Regions from separate parts of the Mus musculus genome. Here region 2 is linked to region 1. The links are chromatin contacts, found by POLR2A ChIA-PET in ENCODE. All regions are on one chromosome and are shown on one strand. The core of a region is the stretch at or near the end of the contact, and the rest is flanking DNA. Distances in the headings are between cores, read along the strand shown.

Region 1 (3,839 bases), core at 345-2,844:
TTACAAATCAGCACAGTAGCAAACTTGCGGTTATGAAGTAGCAACAAAACAACTTTCCGGTTGGGAGTTCCAGAATATAAGGAACTGTATTAAAGGATGGAAGTATTAGGAAGTCTGAGAACCAATGTCATAAGTAGACCCAAGAACCTACAAGCATATGCCTTTATCCCAGCAATGGGGAGACTGAGTCAGGACCATCTCTGTGAGTTCAAGGCCAGCCAAATCTACATAGTGAGACCCTGTCTTTAAAAAACAAAAACAAAAACCAGGAACTCAGCTGGATAGTGGTGGCTCATGCCTTTAATCCCAGCACTTGGGAAGCAGAGGCAAGCAGATTTTTGAGTTCGAGGCCAACCTGGTCTACAGAGTGAGTTCCAGGACAGCCAGAACTATACAAACACTGTCTCAAACAAACAAACAAACAAACAAACAAACAAAAAACCTAGAAACTCCAAAGAGTTCCCTGAGACGGTAACTGACTCTCTCCAAGCTGAAATAAGGGAAAAAAAAATTACAGTGGGACTGAGTTCTTTCATGACAAAGAGCAGCAATATACCAGTAATACTTGTCAAACCACTTCCTGTCTGATCAAATCTACAGCTCCGTGGAACTAATGCACAGGAGATACCCAAACCACCTCTAAAAAATATCAGCACCTAGAGACGTAATCCTTGGTGCCAACACAGCCCTCGGCATACAGACACGATTTTAACTCTTTGCCATACTCCTAGGAAAAATTAAAGGGTTTAAGAGAGGAGTTACAGCCCCGGCTCCAATCTGATCCTTGACAGGAACCAGATGGACGACCTTGAACCTCAATTATCTCCATCTCTGAAGTGAATAGTAGTAATGATAGTTCGCCTTTCGAGCTTGGTTTAAGTAATGGTACAAGTCGGATTGAGCGGGGGGTGTTCCGCACATTCTTGGAAGCGTTGCTCCACCCCGTAGGGAAGGCCCAGGTCCTCAGTGGGGCGGTGCCGCCTCCCCAGGTCAGGTCCCTAATCCCTGTCTGACAGAGCGGCCCCGCCTCCAGTCTCCAGCTCCGCCCGAACTAAGGCCCGAGTGGCAGAGGAGAAGCAGAAGCTAGGGCTGATGGGCGCTGAAGAGGAGCGAGCGATGTTTGTTTGGCCAGATCGACCCCAAGGGGCTGGAGAAATGGGCTCCCTGTGAGCCTCTGCATCTGGCCCAACGGGTTAGAGGCAGTCCGAAGGGAAACCTGTGAGAGTTGTGAAGGTTTACAGACACTCGAGTAGCCAGGATCCGGGCGAGACCGTACACCGCAGCCCGGACAGAGCCGCCCGCACCCCGGCCGCACCAGGCTTCGGTAGGCTCGTTACCTTCCTCGCTGAAGGGCGCTGGGAGCCCAAGGAAGCCGCCGGAGGACAAGGCCGCCGCCGCCGCAACCCCGCCCTCGCCCGCTTCACGCCCGGCTTCGGCCCGGGCTTCTGCCGTATGAGCGGCCGTCACCCGCACTGCCATCGCGCCCTCCATGTCGCAACGCGCCACAGGAAGATGGCGGATTTACGACCATGTCGTCATAACAACGGGCCGCACCGAGGGCTGCGTGTCCGACAGGCAGGGGGCGGGACAAAAACGAATTTGACGGACAGGCAAAAAGGCGGGGCTATGGGTTGCGGTCTAGCGCGTCAGTAGAGGTGGAGCTTGGCTCTTTGAGAGCCATCAGCGCCAGACATCAGGGCGGAAGTGGGCGTGGCTTGTGTTAAATTGGCAGGACTTGGTCCAAAGTGAACTATCCGTGGAGTAAGAACTCTCCCTTTCTCTCACTTTTTTAAAAAAAGATTTATTTACTTTATGTATATGAGTACATGTACAGCTGGTTGTGAGCCTTCATATGGTTGTTGGGAATTGAATTTTTAGGACCTCTGCTTGCTCCGGTTGCTCTGGTTGCCCCACTTGCTCAGGTCAACTCCACTTGCTCAGTCCCTGCTCGCTCAGGCCTAAAGATTTATTCATTAAGTACACTGTAGCTATCTTCAGACGCATCAGAAGAGGGCGTCAGATCTCTTTACAGGTGGTTGTGAGCCACCATGTGGTTGCTGGAATTTGAACTCAGGACCTTCAAAAGAGCAGTCAGTGTTCTTAACCGCTGAGCCATCTCTCCAACCCCTTCTCTCACTTTTTTGTTTTGTTTTTTTAATGTAGTATGGTTTGTCTGCATACATGTCTGTGCACCACGTGCATGCCTAGCGCCCGTGGGGCCCAGAAGAGGGTGTCTGACCTGGAACTGGAATTACAGATGAAGTTACATGTAGGTGTTGGGAAATGAACCTAGATACACAGCCAATGTGTTCTTAGCCGCCCAGAGAATCTGAACTCTTTAGGGTTGCTACCCAATATAGAATCCTGGACTCAGACCTGGGTTGCAATGTCAGAATTTCCTGGGCATGAGAAAGAACTCCATTTGGAGATAGTTCGAGTGCTCCTTTCCAAAGACTTTTTTTGTAAAGATTTATTTTATGTATAGGAGTACACTGTAGCTGTACAGATGGTTGTGAGCCTTCATGTGGTTGTTGGATATTGAATTTAGGACCTCTGCTTGCTCTAGTCAACCTCGCTCATTCAGTCTGTACTCACTCTGGCCCAAAGATTATTTATTATAAGTACACTGTAGCTGTCTTCAGACACAACAAAAGAGGGCGTCAGATCTCATTACAGGTGGTTGTGAGCCACCATGTGGTTGCTGGGATTTGAACTCAGGACCTTCAGAACAGTCAGTGCTCTTACCCACTGAGCCAGCGAGCCAGCCCCAAGACTTTTATTCGGTATATGAAAAGTATTGAAAAGTATACATAAAAGTGACCATTTGTGACATTTAGTACACCGACTGAGTTGAGCGCTTATCACCAAAATTGGTTAACTGATTGGTTCATTGGTCGATTTGAGACAGGGTCTGGCTTTGTAGCTCCCTGTGGCCAGTAACTCGGTGGCCCCGGTAACTTGGTGCTGGGAATATGCCTGACTTAGTTCTAGAACATTTTCATCATCAAAACCTGTACTGACTGTAGCTCATTTTGGTAGCCAGCTCACCTATCAAGCACAAAATGAATAAAATAAAATAAAAAATGAACAGAGTATCTCAGGTTAATCCCAACATTTGGGGGATGATCCTTAGCTAAATAGGGAGTTCAAAGCCAGCCTAAGACATAAGAGAAGGGGGAGAAGAGAGAGAAACAGAAAGTGAGTTATTGAATAATATTGAAATGCATCGTATAAACAATGCATTTATATTTCATTTACAGTCAACTTGTATCTATCATTTTGGCTAATATAAAGTGTTGCTCTGAACATTCTTGTATAATTTGCTTTTATATTTTTGTATTGTTTCCAAGTCCCTTTTATTTATTTTTATTTCTTTATTTTCCTTCTCACTCTGGCCCCACTTGCTCTGGCCCAAAGATTGATTGATTTATTTATTTATTTATTTATTTATTTATTTATTTATTTATTTATTTATTATATGTAAGTACACTGTAGCTGACTTCAGACACACCAGAAGAGGGCATCAGATCTCATTAGAGGTGGTTGTGAGTCACCATGTGGTTGCTAGAATTTGAACTCAGGACCTTCAGAAGAGCAGTCAGTGCTCTTACCCGCCTAGCCATCTTTCCAGCAGGCCCTGGAAGGGATTTTTTATAAACTCAGTCATGGGCCGAAAGGGTGGCTCATGGGTCAAGAGCACTTAATGCTCTTGCAAAAGACCAGAGTTTGGTTCCTAGCTCCCATATAGTGGTTGACAATTGCCTGTAACTTCAATTTCAGGGTATCTGATGCTCTCTTCTGACGTCTGTTGGCACATACACTCAGACATTCTGGGAAGT
Region 2 (3,514 bases), core at 53-2,552, 280 kb after region 1:
TGAGGAGTGACCCAGTGGGAAGGTATTGTCCCTGCACCCTGGGGTCTGCGCATAGGGCTCCCTCCCACTACAGCCTCCTAACTTGGCTGCCCTGTTCCTGGCTTGGTGTGGTCTGTCTCCCTGTAGGGTGGCTTCCCCCACTATGGGGAAGTGAACAATGACTTCATCATGTTAAAGGGCTGCATTGCAGGTACCAAGAAGCGAGTGATCACTCTGAGAAAGGTCAGTGCTGCTTGGCAAGCTGGGGAGTGGACTCCAGTGGCCTGTTCTGTCCTTTAGCGTGCTCTGTGGTGGGTTGTGTGGTGGGAGAGTAAAGGAAGGGGGTCTGGCAAGAGCGAGGGATTGACTGAGTCCTCCTTGGTGTGAACTGGAGGTCACAGGAGGAGTCGGGGCCCTCTGTCCTTGACATCTCTTCTCTCTTGGATACCCAGTCCCTTCTGGTGCACCACAGCCGCAGGGCCCTGGAGAATATTGAGCTCAAGTTCATTGACACCACTTCTAAGTTTGGCCACGGATGTTTTCAGACAGCGCAGGAGAAGAGGGCCTTCATGGTGAGCTAGTCCCACTTGTTCCAGAGAGGAACTAGAAGAAGGGGCCTTTTTAGCAAACCAGTAGAGCAGGCCCTAGGTGGCCCTGGCACTGGCCGTAGGTAGTATTTCTTGACTGACTCTCCTGACTAACTCTCATCTTGTCTCCTCACCTTAACCAGGGTCCCCAAAAGAAACATCTGGAGAAAGAGAAGCCGGAGACCTTGGGAAACATGTAAGATGTCTGGAATGGAGCACACCTGGGATGTAGCACTCTTGCTATCTGTCCGGTCCTTTTTGTTCAATAAAGTCCTGAGGCAACTCTCTCTGTCTGTCTCTGTGTGTCTGTCTCTCTTCCACATTCCCTGGGAGGCTTGATGTAGATCTTAAGCCTGGGTCGGAGGTTGGGTGATCCCAGACGCGGGCGCAAGGTTTAGCGCCAGATAAGAGGGCTATAGATACAGCTGGGTAGATGCGCCTCCACGCCAGTTGCACAATGGTATTAGTAGTAGCTACCATTGGCTAGTACCAATGTTTATAGCCTAGCCGCTGTACTGGAGCTTAGCATAGGTTTGGCCTTCATCTTAACAGCTAAGCTTCCTGGGAGCGGCTCCCTGGGCGGGGCCTTCTAGAGGCGGAAGTAAGGACGTGATCTCTGGGTAAACTTGGCTGGATGGGTGGGGTTTAGGGCCTATGGGAGGAGAGACTCCTTGAGGGCGGGGCTGCTAGGAGGCGGCCGTGGGGAATCCAAGAGTGACTGGTCCCCTCTAGGGGCGGGGCTTATGGCGAATCGGAAAGTGATTGGTTATTGGGACTGGGTCGGGTTTGAGTCCAGATCTTAGGGTTTTACCCGGACCTGGCTGGGAGCTTTTGCCTGTCCCGTCGCGACCATGTCGTTCTGCAGCTTCTTCGGAGGCGAGGTTTTCCAGAATCACTTCGAGCCAGGTACACCCCGTGGCATTAAAGCATACATTGCCTCCTGGGGAGCTGTGGAGTTCCCGAACCGGGACTGGGCTAGTGTGGTTGCCGAGGAGAAGCGAGCCTGGGAAAAAAGAACTTGGAGGAGGGGAGCTGGGTGGCCAGGGCATTCTGGAGCAGGAGGACTTGAGAGGAGAAGGGACATTCCGGTAGACTCTGTTCTCGAGGGGGACAGGCCTTGAACTTCAAATGTAGATCTCTCTGGGGGATTCTCTGGGCCAGATGCGTAAGGGTGATGCCACCGGATGGTGTCAGAGTGGTCTGAACTTTAGAGCGGAATGATGGTGGTATGTGGTCCAAGGTCAGTGTTGGAATTTGCCCTGACAATGTACCCCCTCGCCCACCCCACCCCCCCGCCTGCAACCCCTGATTTGCTTGGATGAGCGGACAAGCTCTGCACTTGCTGTTCAATCCGGAATGTGCTGTCCCAGATGTCTCTCCGTCCTCTGCGTTGGTTGTCAATGGGTTCTTGCCAGCATAAATGAAGTTTGACCAGTACTGTGAGAGACGTTGCTTGGCTCCCTTCTTGCTGGGTTCTGCTGATCTGGACTAATTTGGTAAAAACTATGGCACTGGCGTTCCAGGGGCAGGATCTGTTTGTTAGATGTCAGTCCTCTAGAGGGCAGGGCTGTGACAATGGGCACCTCTATAAGCCAGTTGTTGTAATACAGGGTTGCTGGGAAGAGACCTCCCTTGAATTCTTTTTGGCTACAACACTCCAGTTGCCCTCAGGCTACCCTGGCAAGCTAGACACTCACTCAGTTTTGCTTCCTCTCCAGTTCCTGATACAGGTTGAAAGAACAGTTCAGACTCCAGGGTGTCTGTCCTCAAGTGGTGGGTGACCGATGATTCAGTACCCTGCAGGTTCCCATTTTTAAGTCTTTCAAACAGTTATGTAATTCAGTTTTGCAACCATCCTTACCCCTTCCACTCATGTGATCTTTTGGGGACAGGTTGAAACCTTTCTTCCCAGCTGCTGTTTTCTGGGGTTCCCTATTTGGCTTGGAAGACTGTCCTCTAGGGCCAGTCTGTTCCTAAGACCGGAGCTGATATCCATGGTATCCAAGACTGTTGACTAGCAGAGATGCCCACTTGAGAAAGAGGACCAAGTGGTTACACTGGCAGTTAGGAGCCCTACTGTGTGGAGCTTGTCTAAGGGTAAAGGGAGGCCACTATCCGACTTCTGGGAGTTTTCTCTTGGCCACGTACTGTATTGTGTGTCTGCAGCACTGGCTTCCATTGTCTTGTCTGTAAGTGAAAATGTTATCTAGGTGTGGTGGTTCATTTGTAATGCCAGGGGATAGGAGGCTCAGGCAGAAGGATTGCCTGAAATTTGAGGTCAGCCTGGATTACATAGTTTCAGGCTAGCCTGAACTACAGTGTAAAACTTGGCCTAGTTTACTTCTCTGTTGTGATAAAAACACTGATCAAAACCCATCTGGGGAGGAAGGAGTTCATTTCAGTTGACAAGTTACTGTCCACCATTGAGGGAAACCAAGGTAAGAACCTGGAGGCAGGAACTGAGCAGAGACTGTTTACTGGTTTGCTACTCTAGTTTGCTTGGCTACCTTTATTAAACAGCCTAGATCCACTGGCTCAGGAATGGCACCGCCCACAGTGAGGTGGGCCCTCCCACATCAATCATTAACCAAGAAAATGTTCCAGTGGGTGGTGATGCTACACGCCTTTAGTTCCAGTACTTGGGATGCAGGGGCAGGTGGATGTCTGGGTTCGAGGCCTGCCTGGTTTACAGAGCTAGTTCCAGGACAGCCATACACAAAGAAACCCGGTCTCAGAAAAGCAAACAAGGGCTGGAGAGATGGCTCAGCAGTTAAGGGCACTGACTGCTCTTCCAAAGGTCCTGAGTTCAAATCCTAGCAACCACATGGTGGCTCACAACCATCTGTAATGAGATGCCCTCTTCTGGTGCATCTGAAGACAGCTACAGTGTACTTAGATATAATAATAATAAATAAATCTTTAAAAAAAAGAAAGAAAAGCAAACTAAC

What was found. ChIA-PET counts read pairs that join two places held with the same protein, here RNA polymerase II (POLR2A).
Region 2: POLR2A ChIA-PET joins it to region 1 with 10 read pairs in Patski. The contact joins the promoter of Msrb1 here to the promoter of E4f1 in region 1. POLR2A ChIA-PET finds 5 or more read pairs at or near these places in 2 of 5 experiments (Patski and embryonic stem cell).

The regions. Positions count from the first base shown.
Region 1 is chr17:24,453,798-24,457,636 of GRCm38, forward strand. It overlaps E4f1 (E4F transcription factor 1), which reads right to left and starts at 1,595. Exons shown (of 14, transcript NM_001301784.1): 1 at 1,338-1,595. The coding sequence starts at 1,491.
Region 2 is chr17:24,735,291-24,738,804 of GRCm38, forward strand. Msrb1 (methionine sulfoxide reductase B1) reads left to right here and starts at 1,303. Exons shown (of 5, transcript NM_013759.3): 1 at 1,303-1,472. The coding sequence starts at 1,418. It overlaps Rpl3l (ribosomal protein L3-like), which reads left to right. Exons shown (of 10, transcript NM_001163945.2): 8 at 127-222; 9 at 432-551; 10 at 710-853. The coding sequence ends at 766.